Regions from separate parts of the Mus musculus genome. Here region 2 is linked to region 1. A link is a loop called in an ENCODE intact Hi-C map of the cell type or tissue named here. Cell type or tissue: gastrocnemius. All regions are shown on one strand. Links, peaks and the distances in the headings refer to the core of each region. The heading gives the core; the rest is flanking DNA. Region 1 holds the start of LOC115487722 (a long non-coding RNA gene). Region 2 overlaps Meikin (meiotic kinetochore factor).

The links. A loop is a pair of places that touch in the nucleus more often than their neighbours do. Peaks named below come from ENCODE experiments on the same cell type or tissue, not always from the same donor. Only the 100,000 strongest peaks of a DNase experiment are listed, where the experiment ranks them.
Region 2: it touches region 1 in a loop (2.4-fold over the local background); 1 of 42 quality-filtered maps calls a loop at or near these places.

Annotation. Positions count from the first base shown.
Region 1 is chr11:54,263,102-54,266,021 of GRCm38, reverse strand. It overlaps Il3 (interleukin 3), which reads left to right. Exons shown (of 5, transcript NM_010556.4): 3 at 68-163; 4 at 299-340; 5 at 463-937. The coding sequence ends at 618. LOC115487722 (a long non-coding RNA gene) reads right to left here and starts at 2,408. Exons shown (of 3, transcript XR_003949552.1): 1 at 2,352-2,408. In gastrocnemius, for the core only: a CTCF peak has its summit at 1,269; a DNase peak (open chromatin) is centred at 1,255.
Region 2 is chr11:54,409,305-54,412,224 of GRCm38, reverse strand. It overlaps Meikin (meiotic kinetochore factor), which reads right to left. Exons shown (of 14, transcript NM_029105.2): 11 at 2,495-2,575; 12 at 310-429. Among named protein-coding and RNA genes, the nearest start is that of Fnip1, 27 kb to the left of the region's middle. In gastrocnemius, for the core only: a CTCF peak has its summit at 1,405 (motif pointing right); no DNase peak of the experiment used is centred there.

The DNA of each region.
Region 1 (2,920 bases), core at 1-2,500:
ATTTCCAGTTCTCACCTCCCAGCTCTCACATCCCTGGGCCTTACATAAAGATTTCTTGCCCTCTTAGAATAAGAGCTTTCGGAGAGTAAACCTGTCCAAATTCGTGGAAAGCCAAGGAGAAGTGGATCCTGAGGACAGATACGTTATCAAGTCCAATCTTCAGGTGTGTGGAGCTGCAGAGGGTTGGGGGTGGGGGGTGGGGCTCCGTGCCTTTACCTTTCCCAGCATTTTTGGAGAGGAAAGTAGGGCCTTCTCCACTTTAGGAGGGATCTGACTATGCCTTGGTGTCTCTCCACAGAAACTTAACTGTTGCCTGCCTACATCTGCGAATGACTCTGCGGTAAGCTGCCCTTCCCCCACGTGTTTAGCAGGCTGTGCCCTTGCCCATGACCAGACTTATAGTTTGCTGTGGCCCGCAGCAACATGTTCACATCTAATGCCTTCTTTTCTGGTTCCTCACAGCTGCCAGGGGTCTTCATTCGAGATCTGGATGACTTTCGGAAGAAACTGAGATTCTACATGGTCCACCTTAACGATCTGGAGACAGTGCTAACCTCTAGACCACCTCAGCCCGCATCTGGCTCCGTCTCTCCTAACCGTGGAACCGTGGAATGTTAAAACAGCAGGCAGAGCACCTAAAGTCTGAATGTTCCTCATGGCCCATGGTCAAAAGGATTTTACATTCCTTTATGCCATCAAATGTCTTATCAATTTATCTACTTTCTGAAATTTACAACTCTCCTTTGGCTTTACCTAATTATGTTCCTATTTTATTCCATTAAGGCTATTTATTTATGTATTTATGTATTTATTTATTTATTGCCTTCTGTGATGTGAGTATATCTGTTTTAGCTGAGGAGGAGTTTCTCCAAAGAAAATTCCAAGGAAGACTGGGGCCATGTTCATTTGTCCCTTGTGGAAATAAATAACTTTGAACAAATGGGTTTGGTTTCGTCCAGTTTCTTGAGGAGTTTGGATTGATCTCTGTAACAGTCCTAGAGGATACTTGTCCGGACATCACATGCGGCTACACAGCATGCAACATGTATCAGATCTTGGTCTGGACATTTAACCTTTACTATTTAATCTACTCTTCACTCCAAACCAGAATGTGTGATCTCTGTTTTATGGGACTACAGAAGTCCAGTTTGGCAAAGTTAGACCAAGTAAATGCAGCTTCTAACTAGTGCCCCCCTCTAGGACTTCATTCAGGCTTGGCGCCTGAGAACATGCTGAAATCCATTAGAATGCCTCCCCTAGTGGTCATACTTAGAACTGCAGCAGTGTCCCTAACACTTCCTGTAGTGGAAATCTATCCACTACCACCATCATCTGAGCTCCCAACTAACTGGCAGGACTCTCTGAGGGTGCAGGTTACTCAGACAAAGAAATCTCACTTTTTCCAGAAGTTTCCATGTCTGCCTAGGCTTCTGGCTTCTCTTGGTTGATTTATTCTCCCTACCTCGTGCCTGACTCCAGACTGACCTTGGGATTCATGACTTATTGAGCCGGATTGAGCTTTAAAAAGGCGTCTTTGAGCCTTAACCTTAAATCGTTAGAGGACTTACCTATGGGCTTGCCTGTATCCTAAGGCTGTCATATGGGACGCGCCCTCACCTTTTGCTTGTGTTTCCTCACGGTTATCAACGCTGTGGGAGCTCCAGCAAACAAAAGTGCTGTGGCTTTCCAGACCTTCCCCCTCCCTTTCTTTCTACCTAAACTTTCAGCCACCTTCAGCTCAGTCCCACTGTAGGGTTCCTACTGTCTGGTTCTGGATTGTCCAAGATGACCCATGACAGGGCTTTCCTCTAAAAGGGAAGGATAGGGAGGGGACCACAAGAAGGACAACCATATGGTGTCTTGGTTGCAGAAAACAGCCTGAATGGTGGGGTCTGGGATACCACCAATGTGGGAATTCAGTCTACCATCAGACTCTGGTACTGTGTGCCTCCCAGCCCGGCTCCCTGAACCCTGCCCGGTGGTGCCTGGTGAATCCTCTAGCCTTGGAGCCAGCTGGGACAAGGGGCCAAATGAGCCTTCTTTTTCTGTCACCACACTAGGGAATAGTATCCTCCCTGATTCCTCAAGAGCCCCATAAGGCAGCTTTGGGTACTGACATCAGATCCTGGGGCTCATTTCCCTTTATTTTTCTTTTCTATCTTTATCTCTTTAGGCTCCCAGTGAGGAACAGCCCAGTTGTTGAAGATGTAGGAGGAAGTGGGCAGTTTATCTGCCACTAGCTCAGAAATGCATTCTTCTATGTACCTCTCCCAAATAGACTTTTAAATTCCCAAAGAAATAAACCTCTCCTCTCCCTGCCCCCACTCCTCTTCTTCCCCAGCCTCACTCACCTGAATGCTTGGGATGCTCACAGGGCTGAGAAGTCAGAGGTTTGTTTCTGCAGTTCGTGAAATGACCACTAGAGGAAGAAAATGCCCCTAGTCTTAGGGTTCACTTAGGTGCTGTGGGGGAAGATGGGTCTAATATGTTCAGTTAACTTGGATTCTAGACTAGATTCCCCAATTCTCCTGGGTATCCACTTCACCCACTTGCCTTCACTCATGAACTTTTGTGCCTGGTCCTATTCCATCCTAGCTGAAACAGCATCTGTGCTTTATTTCATGCCCCATGCAGAGTCATAGCTCATCCTCAGCCTCGCCTCCCTCTAGGGTCCTGCTACCTGCTGCCCCGTCCAGCCGTGCTTCCCCAGTAACGAGTCCACATAGTAACAAGACCCAGTGTCAGTGGTGAGCTGAGACCACCATACTGACTCATGGAACCAATTGTTCAATGTTTAAAAAGAAATTCCAGAACATTCTGGGCAAGGTGGTAGATTAGAAGCTGAAGTTCGTGCATAGATGAAAACTAGGTTAAAAGCACAATAGCTCTATTCATATAGAAAAGGAAATATGTTTAAAGA
Region 2 (2,920 bases), core at 151-2,650, 150 kb before region 1:
TATGCAGCTCTTTAAAGAGAACATAGGCAGCAGCTTCCTGGCATTCAGTTTGGCCATCACTTTTTGTATGACACCATAGATATAGGTTACAAATGGAAAATTAGACAATTTAAACCAGGACAAATTTCAAGTGTTGTGCTTCAAATGATTCTATGTGCAGAGTAAGAAGGCAGTTTATGCAAGTGGAGGGGGGAGTGCAGGTCACAGATCTAGCATCAGGTTCTTCTCAACACACAGGAAAGATGTTAGTCTCAGGGCACAGTGTAATAACTATTTTTTTCAGCAATTGAAAAAAAATGAAAATGTTACCTCATTTGATGAACTTTCTTGCAAACTTGACACAGGAACAACTTCACTTGAGTTAACATAATTGCTGACATTTGGAAATAGTTCTTCAAAAGACACATTTTGCACTGGAGACAAATCAATCTATACAATAATACAACTCCTTTTAAAGTTTCAAAAACAACTAGCTTTAGGCAATTAACATTGAAAGTACTATCTCATTGAAGCATTTTCTTGTATATTTGATGCACAAATAATTTCATTTGAATAAACATAATTGATTACATTTAGAAATAATTCTTCAAATCATATTTAACTGTGGATAAATCAGTATATAAATTATTTTCTCACTAAAACCAAACAAAACACAAAAATCACAAATACTGGCAATGATGTACAGGGACTGGAAACTGGCACATTGCTAGTAAGGCTATAAAGTGATGCAAGCCCTATGGAAAAGACTTTCTAGAAAACTTAAAAGAGCTCCTACCACATGACCTAGAAATTCTACCCCTGGGTGTATTCTCCGAGGGGCTGAAAATAGGGAACTTATACTTGTACACATGCATAATTTTACCTCCAGTGTTCATAACAACCAAAGGACAAATAACCCAAATGTCCACTGACTGACAGATACATAAATAAAATGTGATTTTATAACAGATGCCTTTATCTGTAAACTGTAAGTAATTTCATGTGTGTGTGTGATGTGCAGTGTGTGTGTGTGTGTGTGTGTGTGTGTGTATGTGATGTGGTATGTGTGGTGTATGGTGTGTGTGGTGTGGTATGTGTGTGTATGGTGTGTTGTGTGGTATGGTGTATGTGTGTGTAGTATGGTGTGTGCATATATGGTGTGGTCTGTTGTGGTGTGTGTGTGTGTAGAGTGTGTGTGTTGGTGTGCACAACTGTACTGATGTGAAAATCAGAGAACATATTTCAGGAGTTGGATTTTACCTTTCACAGTGTGAGTCCTGTGGATAGAACTCAGGTTATTGGAAGTGCCCTTACCCACTGAGCCACCTCACATTATCTGTTTTTTAAAACTAGTTTATTTTATGTGTATGGGTGTTAATATGTCTGCATAGCATGTGTATGCAGTACCTGTTTAGGCCAGAAGAGGGTGTTGGATTCCCTGGAAACTGGAGTTACAGAGGGTTATGTTGGGAATCAAACCCCAATCCTGTGAAAGAATAGCTAGTGATCTTAGCTACTGAACTGTGTCTTCAGTCCCTGGAAGTAATTTCTGACACATGCTATCACATACATAAACTTGAAGACATAATATTTGTGAATTACATTAGTCATAAAAGGAGGACTACTGCTGGGTTTGGTGGAATACACTCATAATCCCAGCTACTCGAGAGGTGGAGGCAGGAGGGTCAGACCCTGCCTCAGAAACCAAACAAAGGAGTAAGAAGTGTGTGGTTTTAACTATATGGGGCACTTAATGTAGTTCACTTCACACATAGAAAGTAGAGAGGTAACTGTCAGGGCCTGGGGGATGCCAGTAACTACAGGGAGCTACTATTTAATAGTATGAAATTTCAGTTTTACAAGATAAAAAGAATTTTAGAGCCAGACAGAGATGATGGTTGCACAGAAATGTTCAGTGCACAGATAAACATGGTTAAAATTCCAATTTTTATGTTGCATATATAGAAAGGCTGGTCATGGCAATATATGGCTTTGATCCCAACCTTCCAAAGACAGAGTTGGACTGATCTCCATGCATTCAAGGGCAGCCTGGTTTACACAGAAAGTTTGAGGTCAGTCTGGGCAGGAGGGGCAAAAAAGGGAGTCGGGGAGGGGAAGAAAAATTTGTGACCTGGCAAGTTTGGGGCTAGAGAGATGGCTCAGCCACTAAGAATGTGTACTGCTCCTGCAAAGGACCTGAGTTTAGTTCTCAGCAACCTCATCATGAAGTTCACAACCACTTGTAACTCTACCTGCAGAGAATCTGATACCCTCTGTGGCTTCTGTGGGCACTCACACTCGGGTGCACACACTCACACAGAGACACATACATGTAATTAAACAAAGCTCCCAAATAAACCACATATAGAGTATTTCCAATGAAAGTATGTTTATATAGCAGAAAAGCACAGGCATTATTCTTTATGGGCAAATGCCCATGATACAACATAAAAAGATGAATGGGAAGAAGAGATGTCAGGAAATAGATCCCATAAGGGCCAAAGGTTATACTTACCACAAACTCAGCTATGTCTGAAGATGGGGTACTTGTTAGCAGGGCTTTGCTTTGTTTATCAGGAAGAATACAACCTTTTTTCTATAAATACGTACATAATAGGAAATTATCAGAAATAAAATATTTTTAAAATAGTAATTCAAAGTTAGTACACTAGAACACATACAATAATAATACAATCCTTATTCTGTGAATTAAATTTTAAACCATCTGATAGGAAACTGAAGAATTTTCTGAACTGAGTTAGATCAAACAACTCTGAGTAGAATTGTGTATGATAACTGAACTACCAAACAAAGAGCATACATCGGCTGGACCTAGGTCCCCCACATATATGTGGCAAATATGCAGCTTAGTCTTCAATGCAGGTCCCCCATCAACTAGAGTGAGGGCTGCCCCTGATTCTGTTGCCTTCCTGCCTGTAAA